Linked DNA regions of Mus musculus: regions 1, 2, 4 and 5 are each linked to region 3. A link is a loop called in an ENCODE intact Hi-C map of the cell type or tissue named here. Cell type or tissue: left cerebral cortex. All regions are shown on one strand.

Region 1 (5,000 bases), 590 kb after region 3:
CCTCAAGATTATAGTGAGATGTTTCAGAGGCAAAGCTAAATATATGTCTTGGGCTTTCTTCAATAACATCTAAGGCCTATAGCAGAGTGCTCTAGTTTTGCTGTTCTACTGCCACCAAAGGTAATGCCTTGATTTAGGACTCTTTCATTTTGTAACTATAAAATGGTTGTTTGACCACGCCTGCATTGGAAACCTGTTTGAGGTAGCCAAATTTCTGTTCCTTGGCCAGGATCACTTATGACCAAGAAGTTCCTCTTGGGGTAAGGTATGGTGCTTGCATACATAGCTGCTTATGATGTAAGCTGGGTTTGCTGAATTAAACAAAGGAAGCAGATTCTTCAATGGAGATTAAAAACCCCTCATTAGCATGGAAGTGAATGGGAGGCTGATGGAAACAATCACTACTTCTTGAAATAACCAAAACCCTTGACCGCCCACATTTTTCTTTCTGTCTTGCTGGCTTGTCTATGTGGTAAATAATTAACTTCTTGATTTGTAAAGAGGCTGACATTTGGAAAGATTTTGCAAATGGTATTGTCCCTCTCCAGTCTTCTCCATGTTCATATTCTAGTTTGGTTCTGATACTCAGTTGCATGGGGACTGTGTGGCCTGCATTAATCATTTCCATATGGTATAGAGAAAGCAGTATAGGATAACCTGTGAGTACAGAAACCCTCCTCATTTGCCTACGTATAATTGGTAGGTGGAGTGGGTGGTATGCCCCACCATTAACCATCCTGAACTTAGTTTATTTAGCTCTATGGGACAGGTTCTTCTTAATTTAAAGTCAACAATACACAATTTTAGCTGGCTGTGGCGGCTTACATAGGGAGTGTCAAACTGAGTGGGACTACATGAAACCTGTTCTCAGTCAGTCAAGGAAAGAAAAAAAGGAGAGAACTAGAAAAAGAAGAAAAATCAAAAACAAGAAGAGGAAAGAAGGAAAGGGAAGAGAGAGGGAAGGAGGGAGGGGAATAGAGAGGGGAAAATAAAAGTCTTTTCTTCCATTGTCTTAGCCTATGTCCCTGGGTCCAAAACAAAAAAAAAAAAAAATGAAAAAGATGTATTGATAAAATTGATGCACTTCAATTCATAGGTCTTACATGGCATAGAATCTCCATAAAGAATGTTAAGTCCAAAGAAATGTGGTAGGGAAGGAACATCTGGTGAGAGGGTGTGTGTACTCTGGTAATAATTGCCATGATGTGGCACACTTAGCAGGGCTGTGGGTTCAGAGTCTTCTCTGCCTCTCTGTATCTTCAGAGACAAGGATGTCTCTCCCCTCTGAGTATAGGCAGACATCTCTTCTATGTCTTTGCCCTGCCATGAGGGAGAAGACAGAAAATTAGAGACTCTACTTCTACACCTGCCTCACGTGACTTATGCTTAGATTCCCAATACACCGAGGCCCATATTTGCAGCTAGTGCTAGGGTATTTTTGAACTGCATCAAGAATAAGTCTCAGTTTCTAGTAATAGAAAAGTTATCAAACATAATGTGATATAGAATCAATTTTTTTTCCTAAAGTAATATCCTTAGAATAAATTAAAAAAAAAATTTTTTTAAATGTATAGTACTCAAGTTCTTATCAGGAATACCTGCTTCCTGGTAGATGAGTGATAAAACTGTAAGAAAATAGGTATGTGCATAGAGAATGACTCAGTAGCCTCATTTCTGTCTCAGTGGTAAACACGTGAACCAAAAGTAACTTTGGGGAGGGAGAGTACATGGGAAAAGCACACATGTTCACACACAACCAATGAGCAGTGTAACAAGTTCTTACACATGGAAGTACATACACATGGAAGTGTAGCTCAGTGGTGGTACACTTGCATTGAATGTTAGAGTCTGTGGCTTCCAGCAAAAAAGATGTGTTTAAGTAACATCTGAAAGTATCTAGTATAGTGTTTGACACCCTGTACTCAATAAGTAATAATATCTTTCAATGTTCCCAAACGTGTTTCTGCCATCACACGGAAAGGGAGATATTTATGTAATTCTTACCATTCATCACGTCTCACTAAGAGCCACTGTGCGGCATCCTAAAGTGGGACTGATAATTAAGGCTGGATTTTTCTCAAAGCCCATTTTACACAGGCAAAGCACTATAGTTTATCTATTTTTAGCTAAAAGAGGAACTTACACTCTATTGCTCCCTGTCTTCAAAATCCCTGGCAAATGGAAGCATAGCTCTTTCACTTTGTGCCATGAAGTGCTTGTAATTTAATAAAATGGAATTTGAAATTCTCTTCAAAATTGGAAACTACCCAGCAAAGGGAGAAGTGAAGTGGATCCTAGGTAGTTCACATTACCAACTTTATTTTGTTTCTGAACAGAATAAATTTAATGGACACACACTTTAAGGCTCTGAGCTAAATCATCACAGAAATACATCATGAGAGGTGTGCCTGCCTGTTAATGGCTCTGCAGCCACTGCCTTAAAAGACTATGTAAGACTCACTTGAGGCAGCTACGGAATCCTGGCTCTGTTTTGTACTGAAGTCAGAGACTCTGGAAGGAAACCAGAAATCTCATTGTTAGTAAGCCAAGGATTCTTGCCTACATTGAAGTTGCTCGGCCATATTCATGTAATGCCTTAGCCCTGTAGGAACAGATGGGAGCCAAGGGAGGGGGTGAGCTCCCACAAGTGCCAGGAGCAGAATACAGCTTGCTTTATGGTTTTCTTTCCCCTTATCCAGACAGATCGCTTTCACACCTACAATTCTACTACAGTTGCATGGCTTTTTTTTTTCTGATTATTTTTTTTTATTCATGTTACATCCCATTCATGGGAGAGCATGGCTTTTGTAGTTGGCATGATTTCTTCTCCCACTGTCCCAAGACTAAACCTACATGTAGATATAGGGAACCTGAAAGATGACACTTCCACAATATACATGCAAGGCACACACACACACAGAGAGAGAGAGAGAGAGAGAGAGAGAGAGAGAGAGACAGGGACAGGGACAGAGACAGAGAGACAGACATACACACACAGAGAGACACATATGCTCTCTCATTCTTTCTAACACACACACACAAACACACACACACACACACACTTTCTCTTGATTTTCCCTTTCGGAATGGCCAATATACAGTAGCTCAAGTCTGTTCCCTAAGCTTTGTTTGCTATGAATTTATGTGGGAAACTGAAACTCTCATTCACCACCTGTGAGTCAAGGCTGAATCCAGAGGCTGCCAGTCTTTAGCTTTGCAAACCGCATTTATTTATCTGAACAAGAGGAGCCTGTGGTGGTCTGAGTGAGAAGTCCCTCATTGAGTAGCAGCCATTTAAATACTTGGTCCTTAGCTGTTGACTTTTTGAGGAGAATTAGGAGGTGTGGCCTAGCTGGGGAAATGGTATCACTGGATGGAGTAGGCTTTGAGGATTTAAAAACCATGTTGCTATTTCTAGTAAGATCCCTTTCTCTCCCTCTCCCTCTCCCTCTCCCTCCCCCTCTCCCTCTCCCTCTCCCTCCCCCTTCCCCTCCCCTCCCCCTCTCCCTCTCCCTCCCCCTCTCCCTCTCCCTCTCCCTCCCCCTCCCCCCCTTCCCCTCCCCTCCCCCTCCCCCTCCCCCTCCCCCTCCCCCTTCCCCTCTCCCACTCCCTCTCCCTCTCCCTCTCCCTCTTTCTCCTCTTCCCCCTCCCCCATCTGTGTTTCTTGTTTGTGGTCTGATAAGGGAGCTCTCAGCCTCCAGCTCTAGCTCCTGTGTCTGCTGCTTGCTATCTATAACATTACAGGCCATAACCCTCTAGAATTATAAGCCCCCAAATGCATTCTTTCTTCTATAAATTGCCTTGGTCATGGAGATTTATCACATTTTTATATACTTAGAAAAGTAATTAATACATTGAAGAATATGAGAGTAATGGTCGTAAGATTAAGAGCTGCAATCTACTCCCCATGAGAACCAGTCTATGGTCTCCACATCATTATCCCTGCTTAATTAACATGGAAGTGCCAAGGCTCCGTTACCTAAAAGGCCTTGGTTTTCTAGGAAGCATGAATCCATGTGTATACCCACCCTCACTTCTCACTCCCTCTCTCCTATCCTCCATTCTTCCCACAAGGAATGCGGAGGCCCAGTGTGCAGATTGTGAAGAGGTTTCTGGACAGACAGCATTGCTTTGTAAACCTGTAGTATGAGTTCTAACATTGCTTGCCTGGGGCAGCCCCAGCGTGGGGGGTTTCTTCTTTCTTGTTGGTTCTTCTTGAGTCAGCGGAGGGGGAAGAGCATAGGCAGAGGGTAAGACTTTGTCTTACACGAAATTTAGGGTTTCTGTATAATAAAAAAGTTTACTTATCTAAGTCTACCTTACCATGCTATTGTAGCTGACCTGCCTTCTGTGATCCTCTGAGGCCTGAAACTGCAGTCTCTGGCACTTAGCACCTCATCCTAAAACAGCAGGAGATTGAGTAAAGGATTAATTGCTAGAGCCTTTTCCCTGTTGTTCAGATGCCTCTTGCTTGTTGGGCTAGGAGGAAGTTTGGAACAATAAACTTGTATTGAACCAGGAGAAGAGAATAACACTCGCAGAGGAAAAACTTTTACATAAGTGAATATGCATAATCTTACATAAATTCATATACAGATTCATGCATGCTCATTTATTCATTTACACATTTCCACTCAAACCCAAAGCTTACACACACATCCATACTGATATATGCATGCGGAGCAAAAGACCAAGCACTGGTGCAGAAAGAACTCACTCATTCTGGATGAAAAATGAGCTCCAATCTTTATTACATAGAGAAAGAAAAGACTTCTACATTTTTAATACTAAATGAATTAAACCCATGTTTGTAAGAAAAAAAGCTTTGTTTCTGTTAATAAGACTAAACCTGCCTTGTCCTTACCATGGGACCTATTCTGTCCCATGGTAAGGAGAAGCCTGCCTGCTCCTTTGGCTCTCTGCGACATCTTCTTTTTCCCCTCTTTCCTTCTGCATTCTGCACATCGCCTACAATTTCTAAGTTATTCCATGATGCATTC
Region 2 (5,000 bases), 180 kb before region 3:
GTCCTATGTTTGTGTCTCTTGTTTATATCAGGAGGCCACACAGATTTATTAACTGTGGCTATTTTTGGTTTGTGTAGGCTCACCTTGTGATGTGGACCCAGAAGCAAAGCAATGAAATGAAGTGAAACTCTGCTGTCTCAGAACTTATCCCCAGTGTTAATAACAAATCATTGAATAAAGACATTTAAATGTCACGTGATTTGAGGAGACACATGCTGCTATCACAATCTCTATTTGGCTAGGAATCTCTACTGCTGAGACCTGTACTGCTGAGTCATGGAATGAGACCCTATATTGCTGAGTCATGGAATGAAACCTCATACTGCTGAGGCATGGAATGAGACCCTGGCTTTTAAGCAACTCACTGCACTATTAAAGGAAGCTTCCAGAGCCCACAAAGTTTAGAAAAAGTCATTTTTTAACATAATATATTACCTGTTTTCCTTCTCCACCCCATGCCCCTAGCAGCAGATCTTTGTTTAAAAGGAGTCATTATTGGATTAAGCACATGGGCACACCAGCCATTCATGTGATGTCTTATCTTTAGAGCTTCATTTCTAGTGTTTAAAACCCAGTTCATTTATTTCAAAAACTTAAAACAATTATATATATTTTATATATATATGAAATCTAACTCCATTTTTACATAACCACAAGTTATTTATTTCTTGATTTCACTAGGTGGAATAAATGGTTTCTTTTGGAAGATGAAGTTAATACTAACAGGCTTAGTGAAGAGAGTGTTCACAGACTTTGCAGGTCTGCTGTTAACATTGGTGTGTTCTCAGCCGTGATTATTCTCTGCTTCCCTGTCTCTACTTCACCACGGTCAGACTATGCCATAAAACTATGGGGATCAAGAAAGCAAAGGCAGAAGATTTAGGGGTGAAGCATGTCACCTCTCCACGGGAAGAGATGTAAAACCTATACAGATTTTGATATTTTGTTATTTTATGTGTATGAATGTTTTGTCTGCAGGTGTTTGTCTATCTCGTGCCTGCTTGGTGTCTACAGGGGCTGGAAAAGAGTGTTAAAATCCCCAGGGTCTGGAGTTACAGAAAGTTGTGAGCCAATGTGTGGGTTCTGGGAATTGAATCTAAGGCCTCTACAAGAACAGCAAGTGCTCTTAAAACCTGAGACAACACTCTAGACCAAAATTTATATATATTTTTTAGAAGAGGAAATTATAACTCTAACCTCAATCCCAAAAGACGAAGAAATATAATCATCATGGGCACATGAGCAATGTCAGAGTGTCCTTCGGGGTGACTATGTTGACTGTATAATAGAGACTTTATAAATCGTAGTTTTCGGCACATGGCGTATTCCGTATGCTGTGCTTTACTGAGGTTTTATGCAATTCTGCATGAGAGTGTAGAAGGTAGAAAAAGAAACATTGCTTGCTTCAATCTGAGTCTCTAAGGGATCTGGAGATACAGCATAAAGTCTGCTTTGAGGAATGAGGACAAAAGCAAACACACACCATCCTAATGTATTATTTATTCAGCCTCATGGTAAAAATGAGACTGGATACTCTCATGACTGTGGGCATGTGCGCTGGAGCAGAGAGTCTGAAAGGGAACGTCTAGGCTATTTTTACATCTAGAAGAGACAGCATTAAGCAGAGCTTTGATTAGTTGTTCCTGAAGTCAGAGCTCTGTGTTTCTCAAATACTGAAGGTGCTCTCTGTTCTGTGCAGAAGCCTGAGGGGGCCCAGAGTCTCTCTACATACAGTGCTGAATAACGAGGATCATGTGCACTCCAGCTTTAGTGTAAGGAACTGCGTGTATCACATGCTTTTTAGTACTATGCCTAGTATTTAAGTGCTTTATTGAACTTATCTTCATAAAGATAAAGTAAGTGTTATCACCTACTAGAAAAACAGAATAGCTGTGGTGGTACATGCTACGAAAACCCAACACATTGGAAGGTAGAGGCAGAAGGATGGCAAATTCAAGGCCAGTCTGGCTTATATAATGTTATCTTCTGTCAAGAAACCAAGGGGGCCAAGGTTGTGAATTATTACCAACACACTTACTTAGCCTGTAAAACGTCTTGGTTTAAACTCCCAACACTGTAAAACAAAGCAAAACCCTGTGAGGATAAAATATAAATACAGTGAGTATTTTATTTAAGGCTAGAAGGAGGCAGAATTCATATTTAACTTACTTTTTGGAACAGTTCCTGTGAGAACCGTGTTAGGACTCATTTACTTTTTTTTAACTTACTGACTTAAAAACTCACAGTAGGCACAGGCAGCCCAAATGTCTTGGAGAGTAGTAAGCCTGTCATACAAACACATGATTCTTATGGGAATGGGTGATTTGGTTGAAAATTCCTCAAGTAGGTAGACCCTAACCGTCCAGCGTTGCAGCATGGGATGTGCACGTGTGCTTTCTTAGAATGAGTAAAGAATGGGTGTTGGGGAGTAAGCTCATCTTCACTGGATGGAAAGTCAACAAGCATTGTCTTCATCAGACACGTGACTAAGGACAGCATAAACATTGACAATACTATTGCTACTTCCAGTAATGTATGGGGATTTAAAAAATGACCTCTGTGACTTCCCTCTTCAAACCCCATAGCCCCAGTCTAAATGCATACAGGAATTATTTGAAAATTTTATTCTGTGATATTTACCTCTCTTATTTGTTTATTCATTATGTATTTGTAACAGCAAAGACTCATGGATATTAATAAGTTGGGTTAGTCTTTTTCTGTCAGCTCTTGTATCCCTTTCACACAGCACTATCAAAGCAATGTTGTTTCTTGGTATTTTACTTGCTTTCTGGTGGTAAAAACAATGGTAATCACTCTCTGTTTCAATGTAATCTGCTATTTTCATGATAGTGTTGCTACTATTCACGATATCTGTCCTCACTTTGAGGAAAGTAGATGCACATTTTAGGCGAATAACGTCCTATAAAATACCTGACCAATATTCTTCCAAGAGGAGAAGCTTGTGACAAACCAGGAAACTTGGAAATGTTGTCACAGCCAAGACCAGCCTAGAGAGGCATGAGATGTGAATGTAGTATGCCATCTTAGACGTAAGCCAAGGTAATCTGAATAAAGGATGGAGGGCAGCTAATTGTAAGGTACTAATATTGGTGTGTTAGTCTGTTAATGTAAGTTACTAGCAACAAAAAAAAAAAACTGAGTGTGTGTGTGTGTATATGTGTGTGTGTATGGAAATTATCTTTACTTTCTATCTATGCATCTAAAACTGTATATAAAAATCTCTATGTGAAAAAAAACATTCTAATGCTCATATTTTAAAACTGCTTTCTAAATACTACTACTCTGAACCTGGGCGAGCAAAGCTTCCCTTGGCAGTGGTTAAAGCCGAGACTCCTAGCTGGGCAGAGACCCGAGACTACGTATCTATGAGTGCTCAGCCACAGATAAGACATCTATACCAATTTGCCTCCCACAAGTCTTAGGGGGCATGAGGAAAGGGGTGTCAGGGTGTTTGAAAACAGGGGGGATTGTGGTAAATTGCCATACCCTAGGTCCTAGAACTCGTCACCCACAGCAGTCTTGCTTTCCTGTGTTAGACCTGCACTAAATCTAGCCAGTTAAAATTCTGGTACAAATGGAGGAGGGTGGTCATGAACCATCATCCTGATGTAAAGACCTACTTGCAGTTGATGGCTGCTGCAGGAGGAGGAGTCACTTTTCCTTAGATGTGTGGTCAATGGTAGGTTGTCCATGTGCCAGGCAATGGTTCCACACTGATGTGCAAAGTGGCAACAGTTACTGGGCTCAGTGAGTTATTAAAAGGTAAAGAAAGAGGCTGTGATGTTAGGGGGACCTGTTAGTGGGATGTCTGGGAAAGTTAGAGGAAGTATTGGGTGAGGGCATTGTGCCGCAGACCCTCTGGGTCCCTGTGTATGCGTGGAACGGGGTCTCTCGACGCGGGTGGGCAAAGCGTGGATGAATGACAGACAGACGCACACAGGAGAGTTTGTGTGGAATCTGAATGTAATTTTTCAAATAGAACATCAGACTTTTTATGCAGAAGAAAACAAGGTAGTTGGGTGACATACCCGCAAGGTACAAATGAGGTAACCGGATGCTTAATGACTCTTACACAGAACAGAGGAATGCAAACACAAAGACTGGCAGGAACTGGGCAATAAAATAACTGAGACAGAGTCAGCCCTATCTAAGGTCAGCTATAGTCTTAGAAGCCAGGTGTGAGAACTTTTCACTCCTAGGGCAAGGGCTTTCACACCCAAGTCATGGTTCTAACTAGGGAGTTCTGTTCTAGTTAACCATCTCATGAATAATGCAATACTCTAAAACCACAGCCTGATCTACTTCCTAAACCATTGTAAATTCCTGTATATGGGTGTAACTCAGCTATAATTCTAAATATCTATTCTGGTTTCTCCTACGGTCAGAAACTTCTTTCTTCCTTAGTGATGGTAAATTCCTGTGAAGGGCAGTGACCTAACTTTTACTCAAAGAGATAGTGTAATACCAGGGGCAGTACTGAATTCCAAGCCCAAGGTCTTGCTAAGGACGAACTAGGACTGTTGGAACACTGGCGGATGGCTTTAGCTATGTCAGAATTCAATCTTAAAAGGCACTTATGATAGGAAAATATTGAAAGATAGCACGTGGATCCATACACTAGACTAACGCCAGAATGGAACTCGGGAATGAAAAATTACTGTATGGGTAGGGAACGCTAGACTCCAGGAGGAGAGCTTCCTTGAAACTCTTTTGCCTCATAAGTGACTTTTAAGCCTCTCGGCTTGTCCAGTTGACTCGGCCAGAGAGCGTAGCAGCATTGTATGAGTCAAGGTGCTCTAGAGAAACAGAAGTGATAGAATGAATCTCTCTCCCTCTTTTGCTCTAATGGATAATGTATAATATATACATATACAGGCCATGGTCTGGCTAGTCCAACAATGCTAGGAAGTGTGTTCAGGGCACAAAGCTGAATGGCTCAGCTGATCTACAGTCAGTGCTGGAATCCCAAAGAAGTTAAG
Region 3 (5,000 bases):
GGGGGCTCAGCTAAAAGGGTCCTCAATTTTGCTGCAAGGCCGGCAATGCTGTCCAGACATGGTGGACTACAACCATAGTAGAAAGGTGCAACACTACTGCACATTGTAGCTTGTAGAAAAGAGTTCTAAACTGCTTGTTAACACTGAATTTGTCCCATATGGTATGTGCATGTGAGCAGATAAGAAAACATTTCATGATTCCCCCAAAGATGTATAAGACAAGCTTTCAAGTTGTCACATGGAAGAAAATAGATATTTAAATAAAACCTTGCAGAGATCTATATCACATTTCATTGGGTTCAGATTTTTGAGCCCTTAGTACTCGACTAGTATCAGGATTTTTCTGATTGAGACATCCTCCCTTAATTGCCTCTCCATGCTAAAGAATCAGAAGCCGCACACAGCCTATGTCACTCTGAGATTCCAGTTTCCCATTACTCTCATCACGTGTCATATTTATGGACACCTGGCCTTCGAGGCCCTTCATAAGCAGGACTGCTTTCTCCGTGTTAAACTGGATGACACTAGCAAAGACAGCCATCTCAGGCGCTGGAAATACAGAAATAAAGGAAAGATTTACTTTTGAGACAATGATTTATTTTCATATTAAAACAAGGGACTTACTTTATTTGAGCAGTCCATTGGAGGAAACTACAAACAGGAGGGGGGGAGAAATTGTGCAACACACACACATACAGTTTTTAAAAATAAAGTGACAGATTTAAACAATTGAGAAATAATACAACTTGTAAGTGGATAAAAGTATGGTGGGAATATGTACATATATAAACATATGTATATAAGAAAATGAACTATGAACACTATGAAATACATATGGCTATTTAGTGAATTGTTAATGTTTCAAGTACTGAGATAGCAATGTGTGTTATGTATTAGTCTGCTCTACTTACATGTGGTTATTTATGGTTATTTCCTGCAGTAACTAGACCATGCATTATTAGTAAAATAGTACATATCTTTCTATATATGTAAAGATAATGCATATCTTTCTATAATATGTATCTTTCTATGCCTTTAAGATGAAAAACTTGAGACCATGCAGCTTTCACAAAGTCAAATAGGTAGTAACTGAAAGAGTCCCGACTGAATTTCGAGTCTTATTCTAAGACACGGGGCTTTCTCCACAGCACATTTCTAAGCATCTCTTTGAGGCTCTACCACCAGCTTTCTTTAGAGTCACTGGCATCCTTTAGTGCTTTCCCCCCTATGAAATGCTAAGCTATGACCCATTGGGATAGCTGAGACAATGCTCCAGGGTGTCTCCGTGTTTCTGCTTGTCCTGGGTGAACTGGCACTTCAGCTCTCTTTCCAAGGAGTAGTGTCAAATAAGCACCTTTGGAAAACAGAAGAGCTGGCCTTTTCTGAAGCGCTCAGCAGATTCACTTGCTGTTCTGTGTAATAAAGATAGTGTCTCTCTTCGGGACAAGTATCTCTTGGTCTTGGTTACAGCCAACGTCTGAAGATTTCCTAAGCACAGCTTGCCTGAGCGGAGGTGTGACGTTCACTATGTGTCACATCCACTGGCTTTCTCCTGCACCCTCCTCCTTGGTGCCTGGCACAGCAGGATGAAGTTTGTGGTCTGCTAAACCCTGTGCACAGTGATCTGTCTCTGACCTGACAGTGTTGTATCTTTCACAGGTTCCTACAAGATGTCAAGGCAATTTGTTAGGTTGCAAGTAAGAGGAAACCTCAGACTTCACAATTTCCGACATTCATTTCTCCATTCATGATCATTATTAGACTAATAGTTGTGCCTTTGATTGACACATTTCATCCAGTTGTTCTCAGACATACTTTGAGGTATTTGACCTTTGAACAGTCCTTTTCCTTTCTTTTTATTTTTCTCTCTTCATTATGCGTTCCTTTTGCTGCCAGGGTCTTTGTGTCTCTTAGCTTCTTTTCACCTTTCCCTGAATTTTAGCTCTAAAAATTATATCCATTGTTCACACCTTACGGTAAAATAAACGTGTTGCTGCCTCTCGTAGAGATATTTGCATTTTCAGTCTCAATTTTAGATTCAGACTTCATCTCTGAAAATAGCAATTTAAGAAGTTTTAATAAGGAAGTAGAAGGAAACTTATTTGTGCCAGAGATTAAAATTCATTCGTTTTACTTCTGAAATTAAAATTCTTGATGTTTTCCAGCTCTTTCTATAAGTCAAGAAAGTTTTGGATTGACTCCAGTTTTCAGTCTATACAACCCTACTGGAGAGTTTTACATCTATGGGGGTTTGACCAACTGCACTTCAAAATCATTTGAGGAAATTATCCTTGTACTGAATACGAACAGCATTTCTTCTGTCCCATTATTGTCCAAGCAGTGCAGTGGAGGAACTGCGCACTTTTTCTATACCATGTTAGCTATTGCACATCATCTACAGAAAATATAATGTATAGAAGTAGGGTTGTAACGTCTAGGTTCTATGCAGATACAAGGACATTTTAATGAGGAGTTTGAGCATCTGCAGACTTGGGTATCTGTTGCTGTCCTGGCTTCATCTCCCATGAATACTGAGCAATGGCTGTATTTTGTCACTTGGAAGTATGCTGAAAGCTTCGTTAGTTAAGCTAGGCCCAGGGTGCTACTATAATATAAACGTTTGAAATTCAGTAGGCTAGTGAAAGCACATTTCTTACTCATGTAGTTTGAGGCCAGCATGTGCTTGGCAGCAGGTGGACCCGCGTCTGAGGCTCCTTCCATTCACAGGGCAGAAGAGGGAGCCACAGCAAGGACACACATGTTACCAATCACCTGAGAGGATCGAGTGTGTTTCCTTTTCCTCATACTCTATTGGCTGAAGCTCATTCATCTACATGCTAAGGGCTCCAGCACAGAGAGCTCTGCCTCATGGCCAGATAGAAAGTAAAAACAAGTTGAATTGCACGCAGAGTTATCACTGCCTAGAATTTGTACTCTTTGTTCCAGAACAACTCAGTAGCGCCGGATATTTCTGACAAACGCTCATGAATAATTCACTTTGACACAGTGAGGGAAGGCCATATGCTGCTTGTATTTGTGGTTTCTTCGGCTTCAAATCAGTTGCTTCCTTTTCTGCAGTGAAAATAATAGTAGCTTACATTCTCGCACATAACCTTAAATTAAAACCTATTTTCACAAGCAAGATGTGTAGTATGATGCTATTATTGTAAATGGGGGCAAACAACCTCTATCAAGCAAACCATTAGAATACAGCAGCAGTCAATTCTTTGACAACAGAAATCACTGTTACTGTCTTATATATTTATATTTTTTTTCTGAAAAAAAATAGATTTACAATTAGGAAAGTAAAATATTTCTATTTCAAACAATAGAGACCAAGTCACCATAGAGCTGTTAGGCTATGCCGCTTTCACACTACTCATCTGGTGCTTAAGAAAGGCAAACATTGGTAGTGCTATACTCGCTTTGCAGAGAAGAGACCTGAGGCTCAGATTCAGTGTGAACTTGGCCAGTGGCATCCATCTAGAAGCAGTCAACCTAAGACCTAAACCTACACTACGTTCTTTCAAAGTCTGTTTAGCCCTGCAGCGCCACAATGACTTCAGGAGCCTAAGCAAACTAGCATGCTTTTGTATGTTCTAGTAGCTCTTGATTTCAACACAAAAAATTCACATACAAACTTCTTTAAGGAATTCTTCCATAGTTCCTATTATACAGACACCCATAATGGCTCTACATATTCACTTAAAAGAAAGTTCTGGGCGCCTTTAGGTGTTTTTAGGTGAAGGCTCTTTGACAAAGAACGTATAGCATAGCCTTTCCTCTGTATCTCCATCTGCTTGCATGGAGAGTGCTTAATGAGTCCTCAGTGCCTCCCCCCTGCATGACAAGGATGAGAGAAGTTGCCAGCCCATCCTGTCAGTTCCACATCAGATCCAGATGGCTCTGCACACTCCATTTTTAGTTCCTGTTTTGTTTTCACCTCTCAGGGTAAAAAAGAACAGCCTGTAACATTGCGATGGATAAATTTCTGCACTGTGACTATGTATGCAGAGCAGCAGGGCTGCCACTGTTCTCCAGGGCTAATTAGCCTCTTAATATCACAATCATCAGCATCGTCCACCTGCCTGCTACTGAGGAGAGGTACTCAGGGGTTTCTGGTAAGAATGAGAGAGGGGTTCAGCAGTGGGCGACAAAGTTGCAACTCCTGTGGAAAAGGCCAATGCACACACTGAAGGACACAGAGAAAGAAAATGCAACAAGAAGTAAGCCTTCCCAAGAGCTGGTGTTTGGAGTGGGCTGGTAACTAGTTATTACTGTTACCCAAATGGTGTGTTCCATCTGAAGCTGGTGACAGGTAAGGTTAGTGAAAAATAAGCATATTCAAAGCCTTCTTTTATAGCTCTCTCCTATAGAGTCCGGCCCCATCCCGCTCTCCCTTTAACCTTCCCTCAACACTGTTACATTACAGCAGGGGTTGGCAGAGTGGATGTTATTTTAGGTAGCAGGATAATTTTGGTCATCAGAGAGCTCTCTCTACTGTTCTAACAGCACTTCCTGGGAGCCTGCATATAATGTTCAAAAACAAGGAAATGAGAGAGCATCAGCTAAATCTCATTGAATGCTGGGGCCAACCCTACAGTTAAAGGGCAAGCTCTCCAGATCACTGTGTAAACATCTAAGTGTCACTGAGAGCAAGCGTAACATTTGTCACCTTCCCTGGAGGAGACACACCACTTCTGTCCCTATTCCAGCGTCTCAGACTGAAAATTGAATATATTCCAGAAAAATTGTTTTCAAGATGATTATTTGTTAAAAACCTTAAAAGAACCAAAATAGAGATTGCTTCATAAAGATAAAACAAAGTAATATAGACACACACAAGCTAGGAGTGTTTCAGATCTGTCACACTGGCCACTTGAAGTGTTATATGACACGATTCCTTAATAATTTGCAGGTCTGTTGTTACATAAGAATGCGAGATAACAAGGAGGTGCGATATGCCCTAATTTCTAGAAGAAAAATTTAAGGCAGATGTG
Region 4 (5,000 bases), 160 kb before region 3:
GTAGGGTAAACAAAAATACTTCTGTTCTTTAAAAAGATAGAAATGAAAGGACTTCAAATGGTATTCGGCTATACTCATAGGCTTAGTGCCTTACTGAGCCATGGTCAGATGAGCTTCACCTTACAGCAGATGGGAACAAATGCAGAGACCCACAGCCAGACATCATGCAGAGAGACAAAAACCTTGGAATACAAGGCTCTAAATGTGATATCCCCATCAAATCCCTGCCCTTCAATCTCAGAAAACCCTTAAGAAGAGAAATCAGAAAGAGTATAAGAGCCAGAGTGGAGGGAGGATATTAGGAGAGCAAGACTCTAAGTCAACTAAGCAAAGGTCATATGGTCTCATAGAGACTGAAGCAGCAAGCACAGGTCTACATGGGTCTACACTAGGTTCTCTCTCTCTCTCTCTCTCTCTCTCTCTCTCTCTCTCTCTCTGTATGGGACTCGGGAATGTGTGACTGAGTGGGTATCTGTTTATTCTGCCTTTTCTTGGGGCTCTTCTCCTTCTTTTTGTTTGCCTTGTCAAACTTGAGTGTGACGGCCTTTGATTCATCTTCTTATATTTTGTTTTGTTATGTTGTTTTTTTTTAATGTCTTAGAAGTCTTTACTTTTTATGGTGAGAGATTTTTGAAAGGGAATGGATTGGATTGGAGAGTGTGGGGGACTGGGAGGAGTAGGGAGAAGAGACACTAATTAGGATATATTATATTAAAGAAAAAATTCTATTCTCAGTAAAAGGAAATAAATGCAAAAATAAATGTTCAAGGCTCAATTCTCATTTGAGGCAAAAAGATATCTCTAAGATTTATTCCTTTGTTATATGTATGAACTTTCTATCTGCATGTGTGTATGTGTAACACCTGTGTCTAGTGCCCATGGAAATCAGAAGAGGGTGACATATTTCTTGGAACTGGAGTAACGGGTAGTTTTGAGCCAACATCTTGGTGCAAGGAACTAGACCTGACTCTTTGTCAAGAACAAGTGCTCTTAACAACCGAGACACCTCCTTAGTGGAATCTTTTAACTGAGTTTCTCTAACATTTAAAAACAAGCTATGTACTTTCAATATAAAATGGCACATGGCAAACAAACATTTTCATTTGGAGTGGGAATGAATAGGGCCACAGGAAGGAACAATCAGATGAAAGCTAGACTGAAACTCAGCAGGCAAACCTTGAATCATGCAGGTCCATGACCATCTTGATGAATCATATGGGTCTCCAAAGGGCTCCTGTAGATTCATCCATTAAGCTTTTCTGTAAGCAGCATATACAGCCCCTTTCTTGGGTCAGCTCTAATCCTACAGCCCCTTTCTTGGGTCAGCTCTAATCCATGTCTGCTTGTTTCCTTGATAAACTTCACATGACCCTAGTAACTATAACTTCCTGGAGTTTCCATTGCAACGTGGGCTTTATCTTCTCAACTTCAAACAGGCAGGACTTCTACTCTATCATCATTGCCTAGCTTCAGTTATTCTCTGAAACCCTGGGAGAGAGAGAGAGAGAGAAGACACAAGAAACAGATACCCACTCAGTCACACATTCACGAGTCCCATACATAGATAAAAAAATAGATAGATAGATAGATAGAGATAGATAGATAGATAGATAGATAGAACCTAGTGTAGACCCATGTAGGCCCTGTGCTTGCTGCTTCAGAGAGAAAGAGAGAGAGAGACAGAGACAGAGAGAGAGACAGAGACAGAGAGAGAGACAGAGACAGAGACAGAGAGAAAGACAGAGAGAGAGTCAGAGAGAGAGACAGAGAGAGACAGAGACAGAGAGAGACACAGAGAGAGATACACAGAGAGAGACACAGAGAGAGAGATACACAGAGAGAGACACAGAGAGAGAGAGACACACACAGAGAGAGAATGCTTCATGATCCCAGTGCCTACTATACATCCCTGAATTCAGTTACTCTTTGAAAGCATGAGAGTGTGAGAGAGTGAGCCCTCCATGACCCATTTAATCTGGCATCTTTTATGCACACAAAGTCAGTTCTATGTGGATGATGCTGCCAAGTCCTGCTGCCAACTTGAGATGCAGTCTGGGCTCTTGGACCAGAGTTGCATGTTGCACAGTACTTCTAGGCTGGGGAACCCTGGGGATCACATCCCCTAGTGACAGACTTTCTCCAGCAAGGCATGCATACCTCCTAAGTCTTCTCAAAGGATGTCACTAAGTGAGGGACAAGTATTCAAATGCCAGAGACTATGGGGAACACCATATTTAAATCACCACAGAACAGAGAGGCCATGCATTGTAGTGTTTTAATATGACAATGTATAGGCATCTTCCTTTGTATAGTTTAGAGAAGGCATTAATGATAAAGCCCATATATACAGTTACGAAATATAGCACTCCAAAAAAGCAAGACTGATAAAGCTGGTTCGGTGATCATAATTGTCATATTCTGAATTAGCAACAAATTCCTGCCAAGGTTTCCAGCAAATAAAAATAACTTAAGCAAGCAAGCAAACAAACAAACAAACAAACGAAGTCAGACGTGGTGGCGCACACCTTTCATCCCAACACTCAGGATGCAGAGGCAGCCAGATCTCTGTGAGTTTGAAGCTAGCCTGGCCTTCAGAGAGAGTTTCAGGACAGCCAAGACTATACAGAAAGACAAAACAAACAAACAAACAAAACAAAGCAAACAAAAATAAATAAACAAAATAAAAAATAAACAGAAACAAAAGGAAACCAAACAACAGTAACAAGAAGAAGAAGAAGAAGAAGAAGAACAACAACAACAACAACAGCAGCAACAACAACAACAACAACAACAACAACAACAACAACAACAAAACACCACAATGAAACAAACCAAAAACCAAAAAACCTTGTTGCTGTATCCTTGGAATTTGGTTTATAGTTTTTAAACTGCAAAAAATAAACCACTTTATTTTGAAATGTAAACTGTTCTATGGCTTTAGGTCCAAATATTTACACCTTTGATGTGTACTAATTGTTCAATTTGGCATAGGAGAATAAATGTGTACTCCATCGCGCATGTACAGCCTAGTCACTGTCATTATTAAATACTGATAATACTGCAGTGGTTATCAGAAAAACAGTCTGTACATCCCATAAGTCTCCTTTAGGGGGCGGCACCACCCCGGGTGAAGTACAGCATTCTGCCATCCTTTCTTGCTTTTTAGGGATGCTGGAAGCTGGCAACATTTGTCCATTCTTTTGAGCATGCTGGGAACTATGAATACCCAACTGTTTACAGTAAACTGAAGATCAAGACCTTTCCTGGGACTGTAAAGAGAAATGACGTGTCCGTGCTCAAGTTTAATTACAGGCTTAGTTCAGAAGTGGAGTGGCGGGGTCAAGGTCATTGCCATGAAGTAATGAAGTGAATCGGTACCTCTCTGCGACTTGCTCAGGTACAGTGTCGATGCAGAGGTGTGTAGCTGCGTCGATGAGACACCCACTGCTCACACAGCTGATCAGCTGGCCCGAAAGACCTGGGAAATCATGGCAATACAAACAGGTGGGAGACCCTGCTTGTTATAAAAGCAGCACAACGCTCTGAAATTTCGGTAAAGGAAATGTGCGGAGGCTTGGGACCTGGCGTGAGGGCACGAATCAGTGTGCGGTAACGTCACACGTCCGGTTTCCACCTTTGCGACATTGAAAAGTAATTTTGCCTTACGGTTCTTGAAAGGATCAATAGGGTTATTATTTGGCCTGAGAGGAAGTGACACGTTGAGAAGTTGTCTTTGTGGTTACAATCTTTGTCCTCGTCTTTTCGTTTCCCCAACACACTGGCCCCGTGGGTAGCAAATGTAGGTTAGGTTGCTTTGCGTTCACAGCTTCATTACTGAGTCTATCACAGAGGAGAACACGTTAAGCACAACTTACCAGCTCAGCCACACTAGGCAAATCCCAGGGCCGTGCTTCAGAATTAATTAGAGGAACTGCAAAGTTATTAGCTGTTATAGTAACCAAGGCCAGGATGGATGTCCTAAAGGGCCCTGTAAGGCAAGAGGACACAGATTTTTCAGAAATTTCAGGAGCATTGAGACGGCACGTCAGGGCAGAGGCCAGCATCAACCTGAACTGTCTGGAATGGCTCCGTATAGATTGTGGACACCAGCCAGAAATTATGTTGGCTGCCATTAAAAGAGGCTAGCTTTGATAATAGGGGGTGGTGAGCAGAGCAGTTAGTGGAAAGGGTAGCAGAGGGAAGATGCGCTTGTGTGCTCACCTGGAAATGGTGCTGAGGCCTCGCCTCTGAGTTTGGTGACAAATTACCACGGGAAGCACCTGCTTAAAATGTCTCCTTCCGTTGTACAGATGCCTGATGTGCTGAGAGTTTGTTTTGCATGTAAATGCTTTGGAGGTTGGGAATGTGGTTCAATGGTGCAGTGCTTGCTTAGCATGCACGCCGCACTAGTCTCCACTCACTCCGCTGCCCTTTTACGATGCTTTTAAGATGGTACACGCCTGCAATCTCAGTATGTAGGAAGCGATGCAGGACAGTCAGAAATTAAGACCCTTCTCGGCTACAGCGTGAGTTTGAGGTTAGCCTGTGGTACAAGGGGATGCTGTACTAAAATAAAATAAGTGAATAAAGAAAGACATTTCTTCAGTTTGTTTTCCAATAACAAGGCTTAGGTCAAGGTTTTTTTTTTTTTAAAAAAGTTGCACAGGCATCAGAAATAGTGGGGGAGAATTTTAATGTACAGAATCAAGAGTCAGCTTGTACAACCACTCTGGAAATCAGTCTGGCGGTTCCTCAGAAAATTGGACATAGTACTACCGGAGGATCCCGCAGTTTCAGACTCTGATTCAGGAGCCCTCAGAAGACGGCCCTGGTCTTCTGGATCGTTTATAAGCTCTGAAAAGTCCTTGGGTGGCTTCAGTGTTTGTCCTGTCTGTCTGTCTGTCCGTCCGTCCTTCCATCCATCCATCCATCCATCCATCCATCCATCCATCCATCCACCCACCCACCCACCCACCCACCCACCCACCCACCCACCTATC
Region 5 (5,000 bases), 90 kb before region 3:
AAACAAACTACATATCAGCCACCATGTCTAGGGTATTGTATTCTGAGTGAGACTCAACTGGAGAAGACCTCCCTAATGTCAGGAACTATGCTTATATTGGCTGTCCTGTGAGCCCACACCAGACCTTTAAGAATTAGTGTATACACCAGGCTTAATTTTCACCTATTTGCAAGTCAAGTTGCTGAGCTCTTCATCTATGGTTTTCTAGAGGTGAGATAATTTTTATGTCTCAGACTACTTGCTTAAGTTGGTCACTCTTATAATTCTGTTCATTTCCCTCATGACCTCTAGGCTCTATTGACACGGGGAAAGCATGCTACAGAGTCTGATAGAGATTTCTTTGTTTCCTCTCTTCCTTCCTTCCTTCCTTCCTTCCTTCCTTCCTTCCTTCCTTCCTTCCTTCCTTCCTTCCTTCCTTCCTTCTGTCTCTCTCTCTGTCTCTGTCTCTTTCTCTCTCCCTCTTCCCCCCTCCATTCTGCACCTTCTGCAGAGAGCCTTACAATGTCTGATAGGGATTGGCTATCTACTTTGCTCTTTTATGCAAGCAAGGAGTTGAGGACCCTCTAGTTAAACAATCCTTTTCTTCTCAAGTTGATTCCTATAAATACAGTGTCCCACTGGGGGTGGGGTGGGGTGGGGGGAGCTCATAGTGATGCGGCAATGAGCATCGTGAAGTTGATTAACACTGAGCCATGTCATGTTTCTAGACAGTTGTACTCTTACACCAGTTACCTATGAAAAACCTGTCTGTGCTCAATTCCTCTCTTAGCATTGCTTATCATCATTAAAATATTGCCCAGCATGAGATGTAAAGATGGCATGCACACATGACATGAGTTTCCTTCTCCAACCGTCACATCGATATTGAGAATCTCTAAACCTTTAAGATACATTGGGTAAAGAAGCACCACTTTGCAGCAAGACCAATATCGTTTCTGAGAGGCTGTGTTAATTTTTCTAGCGAAACTTAGATAAATCAAGCTGGGTCCCTCCATCGCCCCAGCACTGCTCTCCAAGAACTTGTTTTCCCTTCTGCTTTTCACTGTGGATAAAGCCATATGTTTCCCTCACCAGATATTAGCCCCTGTAAAACCATGGTCCCAAATAAATCTCGTTTCATTATTACCCAGTCCCAGGGACTTTGCTATAATGAGCAGGATGTAGACTAATAGGTATAACTGTGTTGAAATGGAATTTCTCTGCTCTTTTGGGGCAAGATTTTACTTTTATGAAATAGACCATTCTTTCTATTTATTTGGATTTACTGTTGTTCTTTGTTTCCCTGATTATCCAGTATCAATGGACATCACTGTAGCAGATACCGCAGGGGACTGTCATCAATTTCAAGTTCTGAAAAATCATGGTTTACAAAGATAAGAAAAACATTACAAACCAAATCCATCTAATAAAACCAGATTGAGTATACCCCAAGGTCTCCTTAGGCACGGCTCCTGGATCAAGTATGTGCGGTCCCTAGATTATTAGACTACAGCTTTCTGTGCCATTGCCTCCCTGCCCTGACCCTTTTGTTATGTTTTTGAGACAAGGTGTCATTATATAGCCTTGGCTGTCTTCAAACTCACTGTGTAGACTAGTCTGGCTTTTAAACTCACAGAGATCTGCCTGCTTCAGCCTTCCAAGTGCTGAGATTAAAGGTGTGTACCACCAAGCCTGGCCAGCTTCTCTCTTAAAGACCCTAAACTTGAGCTAATTGCAAGCAAATATGTTTCTGGCTGTGAGGTTTATATGCGGTTAAAGAGACCATTTTATTTCTGTCCTATCATCATTGAGAACCCACTGAGCATCCTTCCTCCCATCTGACTTTATAACCCACTTATGGTTGGTTTTTACTCTGACTTGGCTTCCGTCATTTCTAAGACAAGGCTGAGGTAGTTTTAAATAACTCAACCCACATTTTCTTTCTTTCTTTTTAGCAATGTTTTTACTAATCCTTTGAGAATTTCATACAATATATCTGGAGCATAGTCATGCCCCAGCCTCCTCCCACAATCACCCTCTCCATCCTCACATTCCTTCCCACCCGACTTTGAGACTTGTTTCCCCTATAAAGTCCAGTTTTTGTGACCCAGATAGTCTGTATATTGGGGCCTGGCCTGGGGTCATCCTGTCAGGGTTACATCATTAAAGAAATCTGACTCTTTCACAGCCGCTATCAAATGCCAATGTCTTCTCAGTCAATGATGAGATTCCAAGCCTACTTTCACCATCTGTGTTCAGACTTGTCTGGCTGCAGCCTACAAAGATCTAGTACATGCTAACACACTCCCTGAGTTCATACATGCAACTGCTTTGTTGTGTCTAGAAAACATTGTTTCCTTGATGATTTTAACCAGCTCTGGATCTTACAATCTTTCTTCCCCTCTTCCTTGAAAAGAATCTGAGCTGTGGAGAAGGATATGATATTTATATTCCATTCAGGGCTGAATACTCACAGCTTCTTATTCTCTTCATGTTAACTACTTCATATGTATGTGTGTATGTGTGTTATGTATGGTGTATATGTGTGTTTGTGTGTATAATGTGTATGCAAGATATAAGTGTGTTTGTGGGTGTATATAATATGTATGGGTGTGTGTCCATGTGTGTATATGTGTATATGTATGGTGTGTGTGACAGTGTGTGTAAATGTGTATGCAAATGTGTGTGAGTGTGTGTGTCTGTGTATGTATGTATGTATATACGTGCCTGTGTGGTATGTGTGTGTGTGTTTGCATGTGTGTATATGTGCGTGTGATGTAAGTGTGCTTGTGTGTGTAATATGTATGGCTGTGTATATGTGTATGAGTGTGTAACTGTTTGTGTATATGTGTGTTGTATGGTGTGTGTGTGTGTGAGAGAGAGAGAGAGAGAGAGAGTATGTGTGTGCATGTGTGTTGGGAGGAGACTTTATATTAGCAGACACAGCAAGAAAAACTCCTCTGGTGAGTCACTGTACACTTCCGGTGTCTTTCCTTTGGATGCTCATAGGCAGCTGTGAGATAGAAGGATACTTCTTATAAGCAACATTCATGTGGCATTAAATGCTCAGAACTACTTCTACATATTTTTATATCTCATTAATAAAATTAGTGGGAAAGTGAGCCTAAGAAAGAGAAAGGCACTCACTAGGCTGTTGCTAGGTTCTCACTAATGGATGAAGTCTGTAGACATATTTATTCTTACTTTTTAATTCTTGCTATGTTTTGAGAAATGATTCTAATTCATTTTTTGTACTATTTATACTCAGATTACATTACATTTTTATATGGTACATGGTCTTAAAAGTATACAAACAACATATGATAGACAGTAATAACTAATAATGGTGAATTTAAAAGAATAATAAATTCATTGTGATATTAGTTACAGTATATATTTAGATTATGCCAAGTATAAAATACACACTAATGAGAAATATTTTCTAGGTTTATTTTCTTTTAAAATGTGCACATTCCAGAAATTTCCAGTCAAAAGTTAGCTCATCTTCTTTTTTCAGTGAATACCACTTTGATGATTTAAATTTCTACTTTCTAAATTAAGAACCATTTTACAAATATAACGGGAACTAAGGAACATAACACATTCTGTGTGGGTGATTTCATATTTCTTTTTCTTTTTTGCATTGAAATTATTAATGAAATGTTAAGCTAATGCTTTCACATTCAAGTTCTTTAGAGGTTTATTTTTAAATGAGAAGGTGGGAAGAACAGAGCCTGCACATAGCTATCCACCTCTGCAGCAAGGGCGCAGTGTGAAACCACAGCCACACAGCTATCAGGGTACCCTTTTAAAAAACTGTAGTCAGGAGAATAATTATATAACTAAAAATTCAAGTTTCATGAAAAGTTCTATGTCCAAAACACTTACATAAGACAATTGTTTTTCTTGTTTCCTTAAAAACTTCATATGACCATAGCTATCCACGGCATAGTGGCAAAACCTGCCTGCACGTCTACCAACAGCCTCGCTAAGGATCCATCAGCATGAGTATCAGCTATTTTTCTGTTGCTGTGATGAAGTTACTGGCCAAAAGCAACGTATAGTAGATAGAATTTATTTTGCTTATGGTTCCAGAGGGAGAGTTTATAATATTGGGGTAGCATGGTGTGATGGCAGGAAATAAAAATTGGTTGACTACATTTCACGCACCCACAGGAAGCAGGAAGGTCAAGCAGGAAGCTGGGTGAGGCTGTAAACTCCCAGCATCCAACCCGAGTGAAGGGCTTCTCCCAGCAAAGCTGTACCTCCCAGGGGCTAGGTAACTTCCCCAAGCAGTGTCATCAGCAGGGGACCAACTGTTCAAACACTTGCACCTATAGGGAATGCTGTATATTCAAACCACACCACAGTATGGAACTGATTATTGTTAGGAGATCTTGTAAGAAAAAAGGCGAAGCTTGTGAGGTTAAACGTTCCTCCAGATTAACTCTCTCAGACCTAGAGCCCTTGAAACTATGTGAAACCGCTGTGAACATTTTGGTTTCATCCTTGGATTGTCTTAGAATTGTCTTAGTGAAACAAAGTTTGCAGTCACTTTGCAAAGTAAAGGTTGACTTGAGGCCACAGTTTGGGAGATGTGAGTCTGTGGCTGTGTGGCTTGTCCCCTCTGCACAGAACATCAAGTAGGAAGTGTAAGGTCTTTCAGAAGCTGTTCACTTGATACATGGGATGTGACAGACAGGTGAAGGGGGAGGGATGACTACTGTCCTGGTTTCCCTTCATGGCACATCCTGGAAGACTGAAATCTCTTCCTCTAGACTCCAACCTCTCACTATTTCTCCCTCGTTATAGTAGTTCCAGAGGCTGAATGCCAAGCATATATCTTGGGACTTATTTAATTAACCTTACTGAGGATTAGGAATCATGGCTATCCACTGGAATCATAAACAAAAAATGCTACAAATAACAATATTTGTGGATTCCTATCTATAAAAGAGAAATAATTATAACTTACTGTGATATTGTGCAGTTCCATTTTCACAAGAGCTGCCTCTTTATAA

What was found. Hi-C counts contacts between places; a loop is a spot of excess contacts. Peaks named below come from ENCODE experiments on the same cell type or tissue, not always from the same donor. Only the 100,000 strongest peaks of a DNase experiment are listed, where the experiment ranks them.
Region 1: it touches region 3 in a loop (9-fold over the local background); 2 of 42 quality-filtered maps call a loop at or near these places.
Region 2: a loop joins it to region 3, with 5 times the contacts of the local background. A loop is called at or near these places in 2 of 42 quality-filtered maps.
Region 4: a loop joins it to region 3, with 2.1 times the contacts of the local background. A loop is called at or near these places in 2 of 42 quality-filtered maps.
Region 5: a loop joins it to region 3, with 5 times the contacts of the local background. A loop is called at or near these places in 4 of 42 quality-filtered maps.

Annotation. Positions count from the first base shown.
Region 1 is chr17:70,361,252-70,366,251 of GRCm38, forward strand. It overlaps a transcript of Dlgap1 not described here. Among named protein-coding and RNA genes, the nearest start is that of Dlgap1, 61 kb to the right of the region's middle. In left cerebral cortex, no CTCF peak of the experiment used is centred here; DNase peaks (open chromatin) are centred at 2,587 and 3,192; H3K27ac peaks cover 396 bases.
Region 2 is chr17:69,588,997-69,593,996 of GRCm38, forward strand. No RefSeq gene overlaps it. Among named protein-coding and RNA genes, the nearest start is that of A730049N16Rik, 120 kb to the left of the region's middle. In left cerebral cortex, no CTCF peak of the experiment used is centred here; a DNase peak (open chromatin) is centred at 2,197.
Region 3 is chr17:69,766,325-69,771,324 of GRCm38, forward strand. No RefSeq gene overlaps it. Among named protein-coding and RNA genes, the nearest start is that of Gm36594, 160 kb to the right of the region's middle. In left cerebral cortex, no CTCF peak of the experiment used is centred here; DNase peaks (open chromatin) are centred at 1,503, 2,951 and 3,894; H3K27ac peaks cover 2,575 bases.
Region 4 is chr17:69,601,784-69,606,783 of GRCm38, forward strand. No RefSeq gene overlaps it. Among named protein-coding and RNA genes, the nearest start is that of A730049N16Rik, 130 kb to the left of the region's middle. In left cerebral cortex, a CTCF peak has its summit at 3,107 (motif pointing right); a DNase peak (open chromatin) is centred at 3,136.
Region 5 is chr17:69,676,337-69,681,336 of GRCm38, forward strand. No RefSeq gene overlaps it. Among named protein-coding and RNA genes, the nearest start is that of A730049N16Rik, 200 kb to the left of the region's middle. In left cerebral cortex, no CTCF peak of the experiment used is centred here; DNase peaks (open chromatin) are centred at 2,005 and 3,798.